Regions from separate parts of the Homo sapiens genome. Here region 2 is linked to region 1. A link is a contact called in ENCODE Hi-C or POLR2A ChIA-PET data. All regions are on one chromosome and are shown on one strand. The core of a region is the stretch at or near the end of the contact, and the rest is flanking DNA. Distances in the headings are between cores, read along the strand shown.

Region 1 (5,542 bases), core at 1,806-4,305:
GTCTTGGGATTTGCATTTTAATGAGTTCCACTGCTCTAAGATCTCCTTCACCTTCACATTTCATGAGTCTATAACATATTATCCACTTTGCCCCATCCCCATAATCTATTTAGAAACAGGATCATGTCTGGGTCTTGTGCTGCTCTTGCCTTCTGGTTTGATCCTTAGTACTACTGGTGATTGAAATCCTAACCCTGGTACTTCAAAATATGACCTCATTTGGAAATATGGTTATTGCAAATGTAATTAGTTAAGATGAGGCCCCACTGGCGTAGGGTGAGCTCTTAATCCAATATAACTGCTGTCCTTATAAAAAGGGGAAATTGGGAGACAGACACGAACACACATACAGACACACGCACACACACACACACACACACGCACACAGAGACAGAGAGAGAGAGAGGGAGAGAGAGAATGCTATGTGAAGATGAAGGCAGAGATCGTTATGAATGCATCTACATACCAAGGAACACCAAAGATTGTCAGCAAACCATCAGGAGAGAGATAAAACAGACCCTCCCTCTGCATCTCCAAAAGGAACCAATCCTGCTGACACTGTGATTTTGTACTGCCAGTCTCCATAGTTGTGAAACAATAAATTTCTGTTGTTTAAGCCACACCCAGTTTATGGTACTTTGTTACAGCAGCCCTAGCAAACTAATACGCTATATATATGTGGTCAATTAATATTTTTGTTTTTGGCTAGGTAAGGTGACCAGATGTTCAAGTTTTTAATACTGTGTATATGTCAAGGGGTCGGGTCTCCTGGGGAAAGTTCTCAACAGAATAGATATATTCGAGGGCCCAGGGATCCAGATGTGTAACTGGATGTGAAATAGCTGGCTGGCTTAGCCAACAGAAATGACACTTTGTCCTTACAGCCTGGCACTCTGGCCCCAAGGAAGTCTGTGTTGCAGTTCAGTCAGTTTACAGGGAACAATGAAGCTGAGGGGGCCAGATCCTTCTTGTGGGTGCCCCTCCCCTGCTAGCACAGCCCATTCAGTCTAAAGCTTCTAGTGAGCAGTAATACTGGCTGTAGCTGGAAACAACAGGCCAACTGGAATCCTTGGCCATTGGTACACACTCACATGGAAAGCCCGGAAGGAAAAAGGACTCTCACTAGGACCATCACAGAGAGGAAAAGGCCCTGGGCTGAGTAACCTGGCATCTTAATTTTGTTCTCAAGGCCCTTGAGCAAATGACCAATGTCTCAGGGCCTCTGTTTGCTACTTTGTAAAATAAATGGGCTCTATAACCATCCTGCTAAGGTAGGCTTTCTCAAAGTAGCCCAGCATGGACCACTGGCAGCACAATCACCTGATGTATTTGTTCCCAGCCCGGATCCACTGGATCAGAATCTCTGGTGTTAGAGTCTTAGAATCTGCATTTTTAATAAGTTTCATTGCTCTAAGATCTCCTTCACCTTCACATTTCATGAGTCTATGATGTATTACCCACTCTGCCCCATCCCTATCATCTATTTAGAAACAGGATCATGCCTGGACCCCATGCTGCTCTTAGCTTCTAGTTTGATCCTTAATACAGCTGATGATGTCCTCAAGTGCTTTCTAGCTGTGAAAGCCATATTTCCACTTCCAGCAAAGAATGATCCAGAGCAAGGAGAAAAGCAAAAATAAAGCTTTAGTGAGAAATAGTTTTGAAAGTACTAGCTTAACATAAACTTTTGATATTGCCTGGCTTTTAATTTTCCAGAACCTGTTTGTCCCTCATGAACACAAACGATCAGTAGGTACCCTCACTATTTCCTTGAACTCATTCCTTTGACCAAAAAAAAAAAAAAAAAAAAAAAAACGGAGAGAAGGGTAGGTTCACTAATCATTTGAGTTCTACCAAACATCACATAATTGTTTTGCATATCAGTATTTTGTCCTTTCCTGCTAAAGGTCTTTCCTTGGGTTTGCAAATAGAAGTTTGAGAAGAGTCCTGGTACTGACTGAGCTTTCTTGGTAATGTCACGAAATTTCCAACCACAAAGTCAATCTTCATTTGAGTCAGAGCAATTAGAGGAAGACTAATGGCTGTGGACAAACTACTGAAATATTTTACTGAGGAAGCTAAGTAGGCAATTCAAATGGGAGAGACTTTTTGTAAGGGTGGAGTACCATCTGCCACCTTCTAGCAGGGAAATGAACAGAAGCTGTTCTTAAAGATGAGGAAAAAATTTGAGTATTCAAGATTCCCTCTGACGAACTGTAGGGAATGGCATTGAAGGATGTTTTACTGGGCCTTATTGTGACACCTGTTTTTCACAGTATTTCTATAATTCAAAGTTTAAACTTTGATTTTCAAATCATCTGGCATTGCCCACATTCCAGTACCTGGGATGCTTGAGTTTGGTTCCTCAGGAAAAGCTGCTTATTTCAATTGATCTAGGAAACTATTGACCAAAGTCAATAACTCTTGGGCTCAGTTTAAAAAACATACTGTAGAGTCAGTTAGAAAAGCACAGAAAGGTCTTTTTTTTTTAGCAGAATGTTGGCTAAAGGGCTAGTACCCTGTTTAGAAGTCAGAATAGCTCTTAGTATACCCAAAGACACCAAATGTTCAAATGACTTTTTTCGCTTGAGAACACAATGGTGCTGGTGGCTTTGTTATTTCCTGAGGTTTGGCAGCCAGTGATGAAGATTTCCTTGTATCAAGAACATGCTTCTTTCATGTAATCTAGGATACTAAAAAGGGTCCATCCTAATAAAAGAGGCCCATGATGCAAATGGTTTGGGTTGGCAATTCCTGTGCAAATCAACAACCACAAATTATAGATTTCAAAGAGTCCTAAGCATTAACTGGCCTCTAAGTAAAACTTAGGGTTAGAGGTTTTCAGCAATGTGACAAAATGCAGTCATTCTTATCAGGATTATAGAGTCTCAGTGACACTTCCATCAGCTGAGCCAGTTAGTGTCAGAAAGATTCTGCTTCTCATGTTGGGATTTAACTTGATGTCCTCCAAGTTGCTAGAATCTTCTTAATTGGTTACCACGGGGGTGGGGTGTAAACCCACCGGGGCACACTCTCCAGCAAACCAAACAACCAGATTAAAAGGATGTGGGAGAGGCTTACACACACACAACCCCCACATCAAGGCCACTGAAACACCTCTTTAGCTGGGAGTAGGTCATGTAGGTGATAGGTGCCAATATAGGATCTAAGTTTGAGGGTGGGAGACTTGGGTCACTAAAAATGACTCATCCAGTGGTACTCATACATACTCCATTTCTCGTGAACTTGATGCGGCTCATGCAGCTCCAACTTAAGGGTCTTTGAAGAAATGACTATCCCTGCCAGAAAAAGTAAAAGCTCTTTGAGGACAGAAGTCATATCTTGAACCTCTTAACCTTGTATCTATTGCAGAGAAATAGGAGAAAAAACACAATTTCACAGTGATGTGATGTCATTAAAGGGAAATATTTTATCATCTTGCCTTCTAAAACAGTGGCTATTAAAATATGAGGCAACATAGAAAAACGCTTATTAGGAAAGGCTAAGTGAAAAAAAGCAGGATGCAAAAATTACATGTATTCTATTATTATAACCATGAAAAAAATATATAAAAATAAGACTAAGAAGGAAATATGACAACAATAGTTATGTTAGAAAGGTAGGTTTTTGAGTAATTGGTAATTGTATTCCTTTTCTCCTTTTTTGGTAATATTGTTAAATTACTTTTATGCTTTTTCAGAATTTTATTTAAAAGAGGGGTTTCTGTGCAGGTATTATACAATCAAGTCCCCAGGCTGAAACCATGAGTTGATTTTTCCCCTCACCTACCCCAGTCTTCCAGAAACAGAGAATCTCAATGGGTTGAGCAATAATCCATCCTCTAAGGGTTGCCCAGGAGAGGCACTCAGCTGGGCTCTTGGCTCTCAGTAATAAGGCCAGAGAAACTGAGTCACCCCAGCCCAAGAGCCATCAGCCTCATTCCCTTCTGTTCCTCTAAGTTGAAGCCTTGGTGCAACCCATTTTTATGAGTGCCTGCCAGGGTGGTTTTAGAAAGCTGAGCCTCAGGAGGAGGATAAGGAACAGTTGGGAGCACCCAATTTCAGCTCAGTGTGGATGGTCCTCAAGTAGGGAAGACAGAGGAAATGTGCATTGGGTACAAGATGGCGCCTCCTCTTCCTGGGAAGGAAGATGACCTTTGTGGCTAAGATTTTCCACTTAGAGCTTTTCCTGGTCTCACAGATCATCAAACGAATCACCAGATTTACCAAAATATTTTTGTGGGGGCCGCTTACTACATTGACCAAAAATATCTCAAAAATACGTTTAAGCCCATTTAGCCATTGTTTATTAAAAAAATGCGGAGTGAAGGTATAGGGCACCAAAGATTCATACCTTGCCCTTGTTCTGCAGCTCATAAACTAATTGAGGAGACAAAAAACAGTTAAGTACCATTGCCTGGTGCTACATAATTAAGTGCCAGGTAAATGGAAGAGAATTCCTAGGCTATCAAACAACAACCTCTGCGAATTACTCCACCACCCTCCAGGCTTTGGAGCTCTTGCCACTTGATTAGGTTTCAGTACTTGATGGTTATGGAAAGTGCCTGAGAGCCAGTGTTCAAATCAACTTGTTTACAAAATCAGTTCCTAACAGGGACAAATTTGGAAACCAATGGAAAAGTGCACAGGGATAAAGCAGGTATAAAGTTATATACTCCATGTGATTCCAGTGATGCCAAATATATGTGTATTTATTTCTTTATTGAGAGAGAATGCATGCGAGCCAGCAAGTCTAGAAGGAAATACTCCAAAATGTTATCAGTGGTTATCTTTAGGTTGTGGGTGCTTTTGTTTCCTTCTTTATATTTTTCTGCATTTTAAAGTTTCCCACAATGAACACTTATCACTTTTCTCATCAGAAAACCAGAGCTCCATCGAGCATTGGTGCGTGAAGCATTCTAAAATGTAGAGCTTCTCCGTGAAAATAATAAGATGGGTTTAAGGGCAATTTTAAAGAAATCCCTGGCTAACTGAAAATGAATTCTTAACAGAAATTAGGCCTGTTTGAGGTAAACTATTTTTCTACTGAGATTCAGGGGGCAGCCACATCCTCCCACAAGTCTGCTGTCTTATCTCAGTGTCTTGACGGTTCACCCAGAGCCTGAGCAAGCAGGAGCTGAGGACCTACTGTGTGCCCAGCATGCAGCTGGCTGTGATGGAGCTGCATAGGTCACTGCTCTCTGTCGTGAGCCCAATGCCCATTAGTTACAGGAAGAATTTGGACTTTATCTGACTACATCCCCTCCAGCATCTCCTACCATAGTGAGAGCCATCATAGCATAGAGGTTAAAAACACAGACCTAGGATTTACACAAATGGATTTTCATCTTTTTTATGTTGCTTACTAGCTTGGCCAAGTAATTTGACCCTTCCCAGCCTTGGTCCTACCCCACAAGTTGCTGCTGGGAGCCTCCAGTGTGGCATATCGGATTCTTAGCATGGACTGGGCATATAAGAAGTACCCACACCATTTTAGTCCCATCCTGTTTCTTTCCCAACCCAAGGCACATTCTGAAGTACTG
Region 2 (5,542 bases), core at 889-3,388, 120 kb after region 1:
GAACCACATTTTCTCTTAACCATTTCCCTACAACTCTTCCCTCCTGAACCAGTTGCAACAGTATGCCCTGTTATCCAAGGCAGAACTATATTGGGTACCAAACAGCTGTTTGTGGCTCTTATTACTTTGAAATATTTCAAATTTCTCTCTTTGTTTTTTGGCCCATAACTCAGTGGCTCATTTCTTACTCACACGTAACAATATGTGTGGCATATATGATGTAAAATCTCCCTGATGTGTGTGGGGCAGGGTGGAGAATGAGAGTGAAAGAGAAGATGTGTTTGGGAAAGATGTAATCTTGATACTAGAATAATTTTTTTAACAATCAGATTCAAGAGTCTTCTCTTCCTTGAAACCTTGTGAAATTCGACCAGGCCAGAGCTGAGCTGGATGTTTTCAGTTTGTTGAGAGTATACAAAAGAGAGGAGCTGGCTTCTTGACAAATTTCAATAAGGGTTCTTTTCCTCTCCATTTATTTTTAAAAGATATAAACTGCAAAAGTCTAAAGCCCAAACATTCCCTAGGCGACAAGCTCAGTATCCAAGTAATTTCCTTGATGCTGTGGGTTTTAACTTTCACCTCCTTGTATTTTATAAATATCTGTGGCAAGGGAAGAGACTGTAAAACTTGCTAGGAGAGTTTGGCAAAGGAACGTATAATTTGTGTGGCATAATGTTAGAATTACACGATCCTCCCTGACTAGAACTGGATAGTTGTCATGTGTGTTAAATATAGTTACTTGAATTAGCTGTACTTTCAGCTATACGCCTTGCAATAGCTCAAAAGCATTTTTTTTTCCAAATAGCAAAAGAACAACTTTGGAGAAGTATTTTTACTTGTATTGCTATTATATACAGCTCTTTTGACAAAAACTATAATTACTCGATAGCTTCCTAGATGCTCTAACCTATTTGGCACTTGATTATATTGTCTGCTCTTGTCCTCTAATTGTTTCACGTGGGTAAGTTGAGTCTCCTTAAATAGACAGTAATTTTCTCAAAGGCAGGGACCATAGCTTTGACATTTTTTGTAGCACCTGGCGATGCTGGGCACACAGCCTCTTGACTCTACAACAGTTTGAGCAGCAAGCCTCGTGCTTGGGCATAAGGGCTCTGTAGTCATTCAGATGTGGGTCTGAATCCCAACTCAGCGACTAACTTTCTAGTTGGGCAACTGTTGGCCTGACTTTCCTTATCTGTAATATGGACCTAATAATAATAATACCTACCCCCAGTGTTGTTTCAAGGATTGGATGAGATCACCTGTGGCTCTTATGACAGCCTAGATCCAGGGCAAGAGCTCAAAGCATTTTAAGTATGATTATTACTATTCAGCTGTTGGTAAAATATACCAGGGAAGGAGTGAAGCTACATTCTAAGTGTATCATCATTTTCTTCACATTTACTAGCATTTATATTTAATACCTCTAGTGTGGTAGGTGTTAAACATTTAAATAAAAGATATTATTTTCACTCCCTATGACCCCAAGATTTCATTTTTGGTGCAAGGCTACTGAGGGGTTCCTTTACATGGACAAAGGCATACATAAAACAATGAGAAAAATATGTCTCTAGTGGGGAAAGGGAAGTGACGGCTGTATTTTGTAAACTCTATGAAAAAGGGAACTGGTCTTTCCTTTTTCTTCTCTGTTTTGTTATACTCAGTTGGTGATTCAGAGCTTTGAATGGAATAGTTTCTTAGTTCTTATCATTATATTAAGGGCATTAGAATAACATCTATGATAGGTATATTTTAAATCCTAAGCCATGAAAAATTCAAGCATTTGACATTTGTTGGGGTGTATTTGGGGGAGCAAGGGGAAAATTTGCATCACGAGAACAATCCTGGCCAGAGTTGGCTCCTAGGGTAATCACAAACACATGGATTCAAAAATGTCACCCAGAACATATAAATCACAAGCCCGGCTTACCTTCTGTTGCTTTGTTGACAGCTAAAAGAGTACTCAGTACCTTGGAGAAATTGACCCCTGAATAAAGGTCATCAGGATCAAATATCTATGAGAAAGGAAAATTGAAACCGTAAGACACTACAAGTATTCAACTCAACAAACAAAACTATCAAAAGGCCACTTCCTCCAGCTCTCCGGAAAAAAAAAAAAAAAAAAAAAGTGTAGAAGCCAAGACACAAACCTCCATATACCTTTGGGAGAAATGAGAGCAGCAGTTGAGCCGCCTAATGACATGTGGCAGGCCATCAGTGAGTCAGAGCAAAGCAGTAATGGGAAATGAGAGCCAAGCTGAGAAGGCAGCGCCCACCAGGAAATAAACAGTGCATACTCAGACCCACTCTTCTGGCCTGAATGTATCAATAGTTTCAGCCCAGTTACAGGAAGCTCATATGCATGGGTTACAATCAATGCCCATCACCTACATAATGTCCTCGACAGTCCATAAATAAGGAGGTGGAGCCTTTTTGACATGGTTGCATCTGTACAGTTTATTAGCTGTGCCTAGTTGAGTCACTGTCAAAAGTGCCTTTTTCTCTGCTCTCCTTCCTCCCAACTGCCACCCGCTGCATCCCAACTGCCTAGGATCCCAATTCCATGTTGCCCAAACTTTCTGCCCAGGTCTGCCTTTTGCTCCCAGCTTCAGTTCTGTTTCTGCTGTTTGACCTTGCCCCTCTCAGCTCATCATGAATTCAAGTATTTGCCTGCCTGGGCCTATGGGCTCTTCCTGGCTTTAGATGACTTTCCCAAATATGACCTCTGGCCTGTCTAATACTACTCAACTCTTGGCAAAAAACACATTAAGGAAATACATTTCACTTTACCAGTCAACTGTCAATCTGATATGCTATTGTCCCCAGTGAAGATACCAATCAGATGTTGTTTTCAATACAATTTACCTGTTACCTTTGAAATGTAGTCAGTGTGTTAAAATATATTGAGTCTCAAATATGTATATTTGAAATTAGAAGTGTTCTCATGCACAGGTACAATCTATTAATTTGCCAGCCAACAATGTAAGTATGCATATCTGAAGGTAACCAGATGCCCACCTTCTGGATGGAAATGCCCCTTCTAAAAACATTTTGTTCCAGGATGTCTAGAAGTCTCTTAAAGAAAACAGATTGCATCATTTTTTCCCCAAATGTGGTGATGGAAATAAAATGTACCTTTTCATATGGGACATGATTGGTAATGGGCATAGGATTTTAAAGGGTCTGTCTTCCCATTAGGTAGAGCCATTTGTTCCATTTTTAAGCTGCATATTTTCTGGGAACCATATCAAGACAAATTTCTATCTTTTTTGTACATGTTCTTGAAAACCTATAATCTGTTTTTAGAGTGAAAATATATAATATCAATTTTTCACGTTTTGGGGGGTCAATAAAGATACATGCAAATGCAAACCTACACAAGTCTGCCTATTCTAGGATTCACTGCTTTATTCATTTAATCAATGAATATTTTGCATTCAAAGTTAAAATGACCAAAAAGCCCAGATGCATCTAAAAATGAGACATTAATATATTTCTGGTAAAAGAGTAATGCTAATATTACTAAAGAGTTAAACAACAACACATTCCAAATATATTTCTGAATGCTACAATATAAAATTCAAACTTTTCCAGAAATACATTGACAAGAGTTTTGTTTTAGTTTGTCAAAGCCTGGGTGAACAAGAGGCAATAGACTAGAGAGAGTGTCTAGTATCTCCGGGGATTTCAGACTTATTGAGTCTCCCTTAGAACTGATCAACTGGGAAAATGTTAATGACATGTATGCCAAAATAGTAGCAAAGCAAAAAAAATCACTTGTTTTTAGCCCATCAGTCCTAATGGGAGTGTGCATGTGTGTGTGCATGTGGATACATGTTTTGGGTGGGTGTGGTAGAGATGAGTAGATCTAAAATAATAAGCAGAAGTTAAATATTAGCAGAATAAGGCATGAGAGCAAAAGTTGTGATAAAAAACCTCTCCCTCTGGTTTTAGTTGTTCCTTATCCAGGGTTATTAAATGCCTATACATGGCAACACTGGTATTATTCACTTGTACAAGTACTTGACTGATTTTGAAAATAAATAAACTAATCAGAAAATGAAATGTGCATCAAGAAGAGTCATTGCATCTGCTTGAGGGAAGTTTCCTGAACTGTACTCGGTTCTCTTTTGAGAAAACCCCAATATACTCAAGTTTATCCATGGACACTGTTCTTGCTGCAAGCCTATTCTGAGGCACTAGAAACTACAGAGGAAGGAGTTGGAAGAAGCCTCTGGGAACTGCTAGAGAAAGCAACGCCTAAGCATTATTATTTCAGAGTAGCTGGAGAATCAGATACAACCACAAACACCCTTCACCACACTATACCTTCTAAGTCCTAAATTGAATGATATTGAAAATTCCACCCTAGATCTTTCTTCCATGCACTTCAGAGAGCTCCCCTATGAAAATGGAAATATTATCTGGAGGGATCACAACATTTTCAGCCACTATCAGTTATTTATGTCTTAGTGGAAATGAGCAGTGTGAGACCAAGTTTAGAGATGTTGATGTGGAGAAAGACTAAGGGCTCTGGTCCCCAAATAGGAGAAAGCAAAGGAGAATTCCCCAATGTAGAGAGGGTGTGAGAAGAACAAGGAAAGGTAGATTAAAGTACAGACCACTTTTTCTAGGACTAATCCCACTCATTTATACATCCAAAATAGAGAACCAATTCCCTTTTCTGTCTGCAAAGCACTGGAACTTGTTAAAAAGGTAATGTAAATTTGCACATTTATGCTGTATGTAATTTTCCAAAGTCATTTTCAATGAAATTTTTCAAAGTCAAAGTCAAATCATGGCAAAGTCATGATGATACTCATCTTCTAGTACCCTGTGCAAGCCTCACTAGTCTGTTCAGTGTCTCTGGTTTGTGACTGAGTCCCAGATTAGCTGAACTTTCTTTATACCTATTTTGGTGCACAAAAAGCCAGTTAGTTCCAGTTAGATCCGTGAAGGTCAGATGAACAGCAGGATTCCCTCCCTCCATTCATCTTACCACTACTGTGACTCAGACAAGAAAAAAGTATTACTTCTTAGACTACGGCTAGATGGTGTCAAGGTATCATTCCTGCAATCAGATGATGCAATGTTCAAATCTAACAACAATAAAAACATTTACTCTAACCAATAGGACAGACAGGGATTAAACTTTATTAAAGATATTTTAAGTATTTACATATAGCCAACCTAAGTTGCATTCCTACATCAGTAGATGAAATCAAACTTTTTTTTTTTTTTTTGAGGCAGAGTCTCACTGTATCCCCCAGGCTGGAGTGCAGTGGCATGATCTCAGCTCACTGCAACCTCCGCCTCCCAGTTTCAAGCAATTCTCCTGCCTCAGCCTCTCGAGTAGCTGGGATTACAGGGACCTGCCACCATGCCCGGCTAATTTTTGTTTGTTTGTTTGTTTGTTTTTGTTTTTGTTTTTGTATTTTTAGTAGAAATGGGGTTTCATCATGTTGGCCAGGCTGGTCTCAAACTCCTGACCTCAAGTGAGCCACCTACCTCAGCCTGCTAAAGTGCTGGGATTACAGGCGTG

The links. A loop is a pair of places that touch in the nucleus more often than their neighbours do. ChIA-PET counts read pairs that join two places held with the same protein, here RNA polymerase II (POLR2A). Pooled maps may share reads with other maps.
Region 2: a pooled map shows a loop between it and region 1 (2.1-fold over the local background). The contact joins two enhancer-like sites. A Hi-C loop is called at or near these places in 4 of 50 pooled maps. POLR2A ChIA-PET finds 5 or more read pairs at or near these places in 2 of 52 experiments (T-cell and activated naive CD4-positive, alpha-beta T cell).

Annotation. Positions count from the first base shown.
Region 1 is chrX:136,624,461-136,630,002 of GRCh38, forward strand. No RefSeq gene overlaps it. Among named protein-coding and RNA genes, the nearest start is that of LINC00892, 12 kb to the right of the region's middle. Within about 2 kb of position 3,056, at least 3 of the 41 ENCODE cell types and tissues checked have a DNase peak (open chromatin) inside an H3K27ac peak, as active enhancers do.
Region 2 is chrX:136,745,578-136,751,119 of GRCh38, forward strand. ARHGEF6 (Rac/Cdc42 guanine nucleotide exchange factor 6) reads right to left here. Exons shown (of 22, transcript NM_004840.3): 3 at 1,931-2,015. Among named protein-coding and RNA genes, the nearest start is that of ARHGEF6, 33 kb to the right of the region's middle. Within about 2 kb of position 2,139, at least 3 of the 41 ENCODE cell types and tissues checked have a DNase peak (open chromatin) inside an H3K27ac peak, as active enhancers do.